Regions from separate parts of the Homo sapiens genome. Here region 2 is linked to region 1. A link is an interaction called in ENCODE POLR2A ChIA-PET data of the cell type or tissue named here. Cell type or tissue: B cell. All regions are shown on one strand. Links, peaks and the distances in the headings refer to the core of each region. The heading gives the core; the rest is flanking DNA.

Region 1 (5,378 bases), core at 253-5,252:
CTGGTTTCAGTGTTAGGGAAGGTTTCTTCTGGCTGTTCAGTTTCCATATTCTTGTATTAAATGGACACACCAATCAGTTGTTATATATCCTTGCAGAGCAGAACTGAAGTGTTCTTGGTCGGATCAACAACTGACACCCCAGTGCTGCAGTAGCTGCTTGAGGCCACCATCCCTCTGACGCCGTGCTTGTGTGTCTTTTCTTGAGAAATTTCTAATTAAATTTTTCCTCCACTTTTAAATCAGATTATTAGATTATTTCCTATAGAGTTGTTTGATTACTTTTTAATTTCTTTTTCAAATTGTTCACTATTGGTATATAGAAATGTTACTGATTTTCATATGCTGATATTGTATCCTGCAACTTTACTGAATTTATCAGTTCTAATAGTTTTTTGGTGGATTCTTTAGGTTTTTCCAAACATAAGCTCAAATCATTTGGAAACAAAGATAATTTGACTCCTTCCTTTCCAATTTGGATGCCTTTTCTTGCTTTCTCTTATCTGATTTCTCTAGCTAGGACTTTCAGTATTATGTCGAATAATAGTGGTGAAAGTGGGCATCTCTGTTATCTTCCAGAGCTTAGAGGAAAGGCTTTCAGTTTTTCCCTATTCAGTATGATACTAGCTGGTGGTCTGTCATATATGGCTTTTATTATGATGAGGCATGCTCCTTCTATACCCAGTTTTTAGAGGGTTTTTATTATGAAGAGAGTTGAGCTTTATTAAATGCTTTTTAAGCATCAATTGAAATGACTATATGGTTTTTGTCCTTCATTCTGATGATATGATGTATCATGTTGATTGATTTGTGGATGTTGAACCATTTTTGCATCCCAGGGATGAATCCCATTTGGTAATAATGAATGAACTTTTTAATATGTTGTTGAATTCAGTTTGCTAGTATTTTGTTGAGAATATTTGCACCAATATTCATCAGAGATATTGGCCTGTAGTTTTTTTTGTTTTGTTTTTTTTTTTAATGTATCTTTGTCTGGTTTTGGTATTAGGGTATTACTGGCCTCATAGAATGAGTTTGAAGGTAGTCCCTCTTCCTCTATTTTTCAGAATAGTTTGAGTAGGATTGGTATAAGTTCTTCTTTAAATATTTGGTAGAATTCAGCAGTGAAGCCATCTGGTCCAAGGCTTCTCTTTACTGGGTGACTTTTTAGTACAGCTTCAATCTCATTACTTGTTATTCATCTGTTCAAGTTTTGGATTTCTTTCTGGTTCAATCTTGGTGGGTTGTACGTTTTAGGAATTTGTCCATTTCTTCTAGATTTTCTGATTTATTGGGATATAGTTGATCCTTTAAATTTCTGCAGTATCAGTTGTATATCTCCTTTTTTATTTCTGATTTTATTTGGATCTTCTCTCTTTTTTTCTTCATTAGCCTGGCTAAAGGTTTGTCAGCGGTTTTTTGTTTTTTTTTTCGCAGTTGCAAGATTTAATAGAGTGAAATAGAGTGAAAACAGCTCCCATACAAAGGGAGGGGACTCAAAGAGGGTAGCCATTGCCGGCTCGAATGCCTGGGTTTATATCCCAATCATTGTCCCTCCCGCTGTGCTCTCAGGCAATAGATGATTGGCTATTTCTTTACTTCCTCCTTTTGCCTAATTAGCATTTTAGTGAGCTCTCTGATTGGTTGGGTGTGAGCTAAATTGCAAGCCCCATGTTTAAAGGTGGATGTGGTCACCTTCCCAGCTAGGCTTAGGGATTCTTAGTCAGCCTAGGAAATCCAGCTAGTCCTGCCTCTTAGTACCCCCTCTCAACAGGAAAACCTAAGTGCTATTGGGGAGGTTGGCCGATGACCACTCTAACTGCTTCCTGCTAAATTGGGGCATAGTAGGGGCTGTGCAGTTGAGATTTCCTCGGGAGGGGTGCCTTCGATGTCTTTAACATCAAAGCATGGGCTAGCAGGCTGGTCCAGGGGTCTGCAGTAGATCTTAGTCATGGACTGCATCTGGGGCTCCATTTGAAGAATCATTTGTAGTTTTACAGCTTCGATTCTGGAAGAGACAAACTTAACAAGGAGGTTAAAGATACAGGGTCCAAAGAGGAGTAGCAATATTATAGCTGCTAGAGGTCCTAAGAAGGGGAGAATCCAGGGCATCCATTGGCTGAGGAGGCCCCAGGGTCCCGTGTTTTGAAGCTCCTCTGCTCTACGTTGTATTCTATCTCGAATTTCTTTAACTTTCTCGGTGATGATTCCAGATTGATTAACATAATAACAGCATTCTTCCCCTAAAAATAAACAGGTTCCCCCTCTTTTGGCGGTTAGCAAGTCTAAAGCTCTTCGATTTTGAAGGACTACTGCTGCTAGGGAGTTAAGTTGATCTTGCAAGGTGACCAGGGATTCGGTGACCCGTTCCATGTCACCATTTAGTTCTTGAGATAGTTTGTAGTAGAACTGAGTAGAGGTTGTGATACTGCCAATTAGTCCACCTAGTACTCCTGCTCCGATAACAAAAGGAAGAATGGGTACTCTTTTGTTGCGGGGCTTAGGTATGACATGATTGTATAAATCTTGTTCAGTGTAGATGGTCATAGGGGACAGTAAGAATGAGAGGAAACACACAGATTCTGAAGAGCCATTCAAACAACGATAAGCTGAGGTACCACAGACAAAAAATATTCCTAAGGGTAGGCAGACTATTCGTGTGGGAGGAGTTACCCACCTGATGGATTGGGAGTTGGTTGTGTCTATAGTATTGCTAAATTTTACACAGGTGAGGTCAGGATCAGTCAAAGGAACCTCTAAAAGATCCCCTTGAGTGGCATAGGTTTTAGCAATTACTTATTGGCAGTTATGTTTTATCTTTTCTTCACTGTCTGGAAGAAATGTGGCTGGGTTAAGAGTTGCACAAGTGCACAGTTGCAGCACTGGCCCTTCAACAGAGCCTGATATTTGTCAGTTTTAACTTTCAAAAAACAAACTCTTTGTTTCATTGATATTTTATATCATTTTCTTTATTTCATTCATTCTGCTCTGATCTTTTTTTTTTTTTTTTTTTTTGAGACAGTGTCATGCTTTGTCACCCAGGCTGGAGCGCAGTGGTGTGATCTCAGCTCACTGCAGCATTGACCTCCTAGACTCAGGTGATCCTCCTGCCTCAGCCCCCCAAGTAGCTGGGACTGCAGGCATAGGCCGCCATGCCTGGATATATATATATACTTTTTTTGAATTTTTTGTAGAGACAGTGTTTCGCCATGTTGTCCAGGCTGGACTTGAACTCCTGAGCTCAAGTGATCTGCTGTCTCAGCCTCCCAAAGTGCTAGGATTACAGGCATGAACCACCATGCCCAGCCTTTTCTTAATTCTATATAACATGCTTATGCTACAAATTTTTTATATTATATTTTATTTATTGTTTTCCTAGATTTAGAAAGTATTCTACTACTTTTAATGTCTCCCAGTTTCCCTCATTGCATTATTTTGATAGTTATATTGTAGTGTTAGTCACATCAATATTAATATTCCTTTCACTGTGATTATATCAACATTATTTATAGCAGAGCCAAATAATGTACTACAGTTACAATTCCTTCTGTTTTGTGAATGTTGTATTTCCCCTGTAGTTAATAATTACCCTTTTTTTTCTTGGTATTGATATCTGTGACTAATATGTCCCTAAAGTCTTTACCAGAGTTTTAAAAGATCTCTCAACATTGTTGAAACTCTCAGATAATTTATCAGTCTTAGCTTCTTTTTGAAAGACATTTTTTTCTGGAACCTTATTTCTTTTATTTTTAATTTTTTAATTTTTTGAGACAGAGTCTTGCTCTGTTACCCAGGCTGGAGTGCAATGGCGCAATCTCAGCTCACTGCAACCTCTGCTTCCTGGGTTCAAGCGATTCTCTTGCCTCAGCCTCCCGAGTAGCTGGGATTACAGGCGCGTGCCACCATGCCCAGCTATTTTTTTTTTGTATTTTTAGTAGAGACGGGGTTTGGCCATGTTGGCCAGGCTGGTCTGTAACTCCTGGCCTCAAGTAACCCACGCACCTCGGTCTCCCAAAGTGCTGGAATTATAGGCATGAGCCACCATGCCTGGCCCTGGAACCTTATTTCTATCTGATTTCTTCTCAGGTATATTGAGATTTCTCTTCATCATTATGTTTGGAATTCACTGGGCTTTTTCTCCTAAAGGTCTTGTGTTAGTTCAGGCTGCTGTAACAAAGTACTTTCGACTGGGTAATTTATAAGCAATAGGAATTTATTGCTCACAGTTCTGCGGGCTGGGAAGTTCAAGATCAAGGCACAAACAGATTTGGTGTCTAATGGGGGCCCATTCCTCATGGATGGCACCTTCTATGTGTTCTCACATGGCAGAAGGGCAAAAGAGGCAAAAAACCTTCCTCAGGCCTCTTTTATAAGGACACTAATCCCATTTATGAGGGCTCCACCTCTTAATAACAACACACTGGGGGACTGGGTTTCAGCATACGAATTTTGGAGAAACACAAACATTCAGACCATAGCAGATCCTTTATCTTTCTCTTTCTTGGTTTATCCCAGTGGTGTGCTGGTACATGTAACAACCACCTGGGGGTCAGGGAGGGTTGAGGGGGATGGGAAGCCCTAGTTCGTAGTGTTTGCTGATTTCTGTGGTATCAATAGTCCCATCATGGCTGGTTTTAAGTGACCAATGTGATGTCACTAAACTCAGAGTTGAAAAGAGATAATCTTGGGTGCTGGCCTGAGCCAGCTACAGCACACCACTGGGTTACTCCCTTATTTTGATGGAACACATCTACTACTTCCTGAAAAAGGGTACATGGGAAGTAAATGTTTTGAAAACTTCACTTTTTTTTTGGAAAATGACTTTTTAAACTTTCACACTCAATTGACTTTGTCTTGATATTAAAATCTAGCTGGGGAATAGTTTTCACTCAGAACTTTGGGAGTGTTGCTCCATTTTCTTCGAGTTTCCAGTGTTGCTGGTGAGAACTCTGGTGCCATCCTGGCCTCATCCTTTTTATCTTATTTTCCTTCTCTGGAAGCCTTTAGAATCTTCTCTTCATCCCTGATTATATACAATTTCATGATGACGGATTCCCTGCCACTTACAGTTCTATATCCTTAGCAGATCCTTTTCATTCAGGAAGCTCATGTCCTTCAGGTCTGAGGAACTTTATTCAATTTCTTTAATGGTTTCCTCTCTTTCATTCTCTCTCTTTTTTGCTAGAATTCCTGTTTGTTGGATATTGGATCTCTTGCTTTGATCATCTAATTTTCTCTTTCTCTCTCAATTGCTGAGAGGTTTTCTCAACTGTATTCCGGAACTTCTGTGTAATATTAGGCACTCCTGTCAGAGTGCTGACACTTGGGTTTGGGGCTGTGTCATACATCTGTGTTTCCTCCAGAGTGTCTGCCTGGCACAG
Region 2 (5,378 bases), core at 144-5,143, 190 kb after region 1:
AAATTTGCTTTTGGCAATTAATTGAAAAAGTTCTTATCAGTAGAAAGGAATGTCTGGATTATAAGGGATTGTGGAGACCAAAGTTGTATCATGCAAATGAAGCCTCCAGGTAGCAGGCTTCAGAGAGAAAAGATTATAAATGTTTCTTATAAGACTTAAGGTCTGTGTTGATGTTTAATGCTGGTCGGCTTTTCCTGAATTCCAAAAGGGAGGAGGGCATAATGAGGCATGTCTGACTCTCCCTTCCCATCATGGCCTGAACCAGTGAACCAGTCTTTCAGGTTAACTTGAGTGCCCAGGCCAAGAGGAAGGAGTCTATTCAGATGACTGTGGGGTTGGGGCAGGGGGCTTGCTTAGAATTTTATTTTTGGTTTACAATAATTGCTAATGACATTATTATTATTTTTTTTGGAAGGCGTGCTCTTTCTGTTTTGGAGTAGATTTCCTGACTGTCAGTGACCTCTGAGTCCTTCTGCATGTTGTCATTACAACTGGGTGTGGTGTCTCTCCATAGAGAGGCTGTCCTCATAACCTTCAGAGAGGAATTCGGAAGCCTTTGTCAGCAATACTCAACTGAGTCTCAACCTGTCCCTTTTTAAAAATTCGATAACTCTCTGGATTTCCTAATATACTATTCTCCTACCTCAGTGACATGTGCAATAAATAATGCATTCTGGTAATTTTAGAAAATCATTTTATTTCCAGGCACTTGTCTGGAGTCAATCAATATTTATACTTATTCAAGGTTTTTTTTATTAGGAAAAGTTTTTTTTTTTCTTCCTATGCATGTTTGACCTTGTGTCAAATAACATTTTTCTCCAGTGTAAAACCTCCAAAACAATGCCCAGCCATGAAGATTGTCAGCCACACCCCTTCTCACTAATGAGGAACTGCTGAGGGAAATAAGCCCTGATCCCATGTTTCATTTTGACTAGCTCTTCACACTTGACTCTAGTTCAGGAAATTGGACTATGGACTAGTCTTCCATCTCTAGTCCAATGCCAGCGCAATTCTATTAGCAACATTTTTAGTACTGGGAGTGGGAGTTTATAAAGACCCAGGGTGATTAAAAATAAATTTGGGTTGAAATAACTAACTTGTTTCAGTGACCCCCTTTCTCCACGCCAAAATTTAATATTAATTTTAAAAAGTTCAGACCCTGCACCATTATCCCAGGTGTATCTTGACTCTGACAGAAAAGCACTGAAGGCTAGCCTTGAGGAGTTTGTCTGGGTGTGGAGTGTGGGGATGAAGGCCCTGGAGTGTGAAGGTCCGGGTTCTAGGCTGCTTCTGCTATTGGTTGGCCCTGTGACAGGGGAAGTCACTCAATTTTTCCGTGTTTCAGTTTCCTTGTCAGTCAAATGAAGATGCTGGCTCTGTAATTCTGGGTCAGTCTGCAGGCAGCTAGTCCACAAGGATAATGACTGTATTCCTTTTTGTACCAGCACTGTGCTGGGTGCCAAGGACATAACAATGGAGACTCGCTGCCCCAAAGTACCAATGCAAGACACATGTGTGCTCGGCCCTCAGTCCCCAAGCACGGTGTGCCACGGTGATGGGCTTGGGGTCTAGGTCACCAGGTCAACCTTCTCCTCCACACTGCATGAGTTTAACTTTGCCTGGGCTCTCTCTCCCGCTAACTGACTTTACCCCAAAGCAGATTGTAGGAGAACTTCTAAAAGCATTGGCTCTTGAAGGTGAGGAAGCAAGCAGAGCTTAGCTCTCCATCCTCCCTGAGAGGCCTTGACACTCCTCTTCTGCCTGGGACAGTGTTGGGTCCCCAGGGCTCACATGGGGAGGAAGTAGAAGCCAGTGCCTCAAAGGGCCCAGGCACTGTGGGCCTCCTCAAGTTATGGAACTAAGATAATGTGCTGTGCCTGCTCAGAAAAGCAGCTTTTCTTACTGAAAAAAAAAAAAAAAATTCTGCTTTGCCTTACCAGGTAAAAAGAACAGCAGTTAGGAAGTCCTCAAAGCACACTGGAGGAACAGAAAGTACAGGGGGGTTGAGGGTAGAGAGTCTGGGAGGCCACATTCAGACACTGTCTGTTACCCTAAGATAGTGGTTTTCAAATGTTATTGAGCACCAGAATCACCTGTAGGGCTTGTTCAAACGTAAACTAATTGTTTCTGATGCAATAGGTCTGGGCATAGCCTGAGAATGTGCCTTTCCAGCAAGCTCCCAGCTGATGCTGATTCTGCTTTGTGACTAGCTGTGCTTAAGGGGAGCGGCTTGAAGGGAGTACAATCTTAATGAGTGAAATATTGTATCAACTAACATTTTCCATGGAATGTTAATAAGCCATGACAAAAACCCTGGGTATGGATTGACTACAATAGAAAATTCTATGCCAGTGAGACTTTAGAATGGTGTTTCTCAAGTGTGATTTGCAAACCACCTTCATCAGTCAGAGGGCCTTGCTACTCAAAATGTGGTTCCCAGACCAGCAGGATGGATGTCACCTGCATGTGTTAGAAATGCAGAATCTCAGGCCCCACTCCACACCTACTGTACCAGAACATCGATTTTAACAAGATTTCTGTTACAGGTTGAGAAGCATTGCTCCAGGGTTTCTCAGATGTGTTTCTAGAGTGGGTGTCTTTTGGGTTTGGGTTGGGGAGGTGAAATATATGATTATTATAATCCAGAGTCATTGCACACTAGCTCAGCCTAGATGTTAGCCTGGGTGTGACCCTGGGTGGGCAATGGCTCAAGCCTTCATAGAGCATCCATTCCTGGAAACAACGCATACAGGAAGGTAGGGTGTTTCAATGTGTATGTCATCTGTCTATTTTGACAGCGTATTTTTGAAGATCAATATGCAATTGTTCTTCCTTAGCTTCTATGTGGCAGATAAACCTTGTCATTTCTGGGAAGAAGAGATCATGGCTAAAGTGGAGGAACAGGAAGAGGAGGAAGCACTCCATACCAGGCTGCTTCTGCCATTGGTTGGTCCTGTGATAGGGGAAGTCTCAATTTTTCCATGTTTCAGTTTCCTTGTCAGTCAAATGGCTCTGTAATTCTGGGTCAGTCTGCAGGCAGCTAGTCCATATGAATAATGACTGTATTCCTCCGTTATGTACAGTCTAAGCACAATTCCCTGTCTCACATTTCTCAGGGTATTGGGGGTGAATGAAATAAAAAAATATGGCAGGGTCTTTGTCCTATAAAACATCACTAATAGTATTTTTCCAAAAGACCTAGAACATTTAAAAATGATTTTATTGAGATAAATTCAAATACCACACAATTCACCTGTTTAAAGTGTAGAGTTCAATTGTATTTAGTATCTTCACAGAGTTGTGCAACCATCACCGCAATCTAAGCTTAGAACATTTTTATCACCCCCCCAACCCCCCCGCCGCCAAAAAACCCCTACCCACTAGCAATCACTCCCCGTCGCTCTCCTCCAACCAGCCCTGGGCAGTCACTGGTCTACTTTCTGTCTTTATAGATTTGCCTATTCTGGATATTTCATATAAACAGAATCATACAATGTGGCCTTTTGTGACTGACTTCTTTCACTTATATACTATTTTCAAAGTTCATTCATGTTGTAGCATGTATCAGTACTTCATTTTTTAAATAATAGCTATATGGTATAGTTTTTACGTTTGGTGTAACTTATATGTGTAGTTTTTACATTTAGGTCTATGATCCATTTTGAGCTAATTTTGTATATGATGTGAGGAAGGGGTCTAACTTCATTCTTTCACATGTGGATATCCAGTTGTCCCAGCAATACTTGTTGAAGGCTATTCTTTACCCATCTAATTGGTTTGGCACCTAGATAAGTTATTTTTTATTTTATTTTATTTATTTTGTTGAGACAGTGTCTCATTCTTGTTGCCCAGGCTAGGGCGTAGTGGCATGATCTTGGCTTAATGGAACATCTGCCTCCTGGTTTCAAGTGATTCTCCTGCCTCAGCATCCCAAATAGCTGGGATTACAGGCATGTGCCATCATGCCTGGCTAATTTTTGTATTTTTAGTAGAGATGGGGTTTTGCCATGTTGGCCAGACTGGTCTCAAACTTCTGATCTCAAATGATTCACCCGCCTCAGCCTCTCAAAGTGCTGAGATTACAGGCATGAGCTGCCACACCTGGCCCTAAACAAGTTATTTTTAAAAGCCTAGCTCTATATTAGACTCACCTGGGGGATGTTAAAAATATATCCATGTCTGGGCCCCTCCTCAGTTAATTAAATCAGAATCCCCAGTGACTCTAACGTACAGTCAGGGTTGAGAAACACGTGCCTAGGGTATGGCTCTCAAATGTGGTTTCCAGATTAGCAGCATTGGCTACACCTGGAAATCTGTTAGAAATGCAGGTTCTTAGGACCCTCCTCACGCTTGCTGGAATCAGAAATGCTAGGGGGTAGAGCTGAGCAATCTGTTTTAGTAAGTCCTTCAGGTGATTCTGGTTTACACTTAAGTTTGAGAACCATTGGCCCTGACCAGTGTTTTGCTTTAAGTGATAACAAGATGCTCTGTGGCATCAGACTCACCTGTGAGCTTTATGCTCCTGTACTTATAGAGGGCCCGGAGGGCGGAAGAACCAACGGCCCCTGCCTTGGGTCCTTTGAAGTCCGGTGTCTCCTGCTACCCATGCTGTGCTTGTGATCCTTTCTCTTCCTGGGCTGAAAGCCGTGTCTGCAGAATGGGCACATGTCCTGCTCCTCCTGCCTTTCCTTGTGGGGCTAGTGACTGCCCTGAACAAGATGTGGCTTTTATCCTCAAGGAGCTCTCAGCCTAGCTTTAGGGGACTCCTGTGACTAGTGTTGGTTGATCTTCTCACCCACCCAACTTGCTCCACTCGTCATAGATGAATGTATTTAATTCATACCACAGGAGGTTCAGTCTTCCCGTAGACTCTGGGATTTCAGAGAGGATGAAGGTAAGGAAAAAAAATTACTGTCAGTGCCACACTGATTCGGGCTGCATTCCTAGGGTGCAGAAGCCCCAGGCTCCTGTTGTATTCTCTGTGCCCAAATCCTAACCTTGTGCCACACATTCAGCACCTGTCCACACTCTTGCTTGGAACCTTACTCCTGCCTTTCTGCCCAGATTCCCTAATTGTCTTGAAGCCCAGACCCAGTGGTTTCAAGGGCTTGCAAACAAGCCGACAGATCTCCCCGCCTTTGCTCAGCCTGCCCCGGTGTCTGTGATAAGAAGGGCCTGGCACACCTCTAGCATGTCAGGTGCCCCCAGGTGTGTTTGCCTGGCTCCCATCCCATTGGCCCCACCGCTGGTGTGAGCCCTGGCTCTGACCTTACTCATGTGTCCTGCTTCTGAACCAGATCCCCTTCCTTCCAAGATTATCAGCATTTACAGATACGTTGTGCTGTTAAAGCTCTTTAGATTTCCACAACTGAAAATGT

What was found. ChIA-PET counts read pairs that join two places held together with the same protein. Peaks named below come from ENCODE experiments on the same cell type or tissue, not always from the same donor. Only the 100,000 strongest peaks of a DNase experiment are listed, where the experiment ranks them.
Region 2: POLR2A ChIA-PET joins it to region 1 with 5 read pairs; 4 of 35 experiments call an interaction of 5 or more read pairs at or near these places.

Annotation. Positions count from the first base shown.
Region 1 is chr2:136,200,457-136,205,834 of GRCh38, forward strand. It overlaps the pseudogene HNRNPKP2. Among named protein-coding and RNA genes, the nearest start is that of CXCR4, 85 kb to the left of the region's middle. In B cell, for the core only: no CTCF peak of the experiment used is centred there; no DNase peak of the experiment used is centred there.
Region 2 is chr2:136,392,801-136,398,178 of GRCh38, forward strand. No RefSeq gene overlaps it. Among named protein-coding and RNA genes, the nearest start is that of CXCR4, 280 kb to the left of the region's middle. In B cell, for the core only: no CTCF peak of the experiment used is centred there; a DNase peak (open chromatin) is centred at 2,041; H3K27ac peaks cover 793 bases.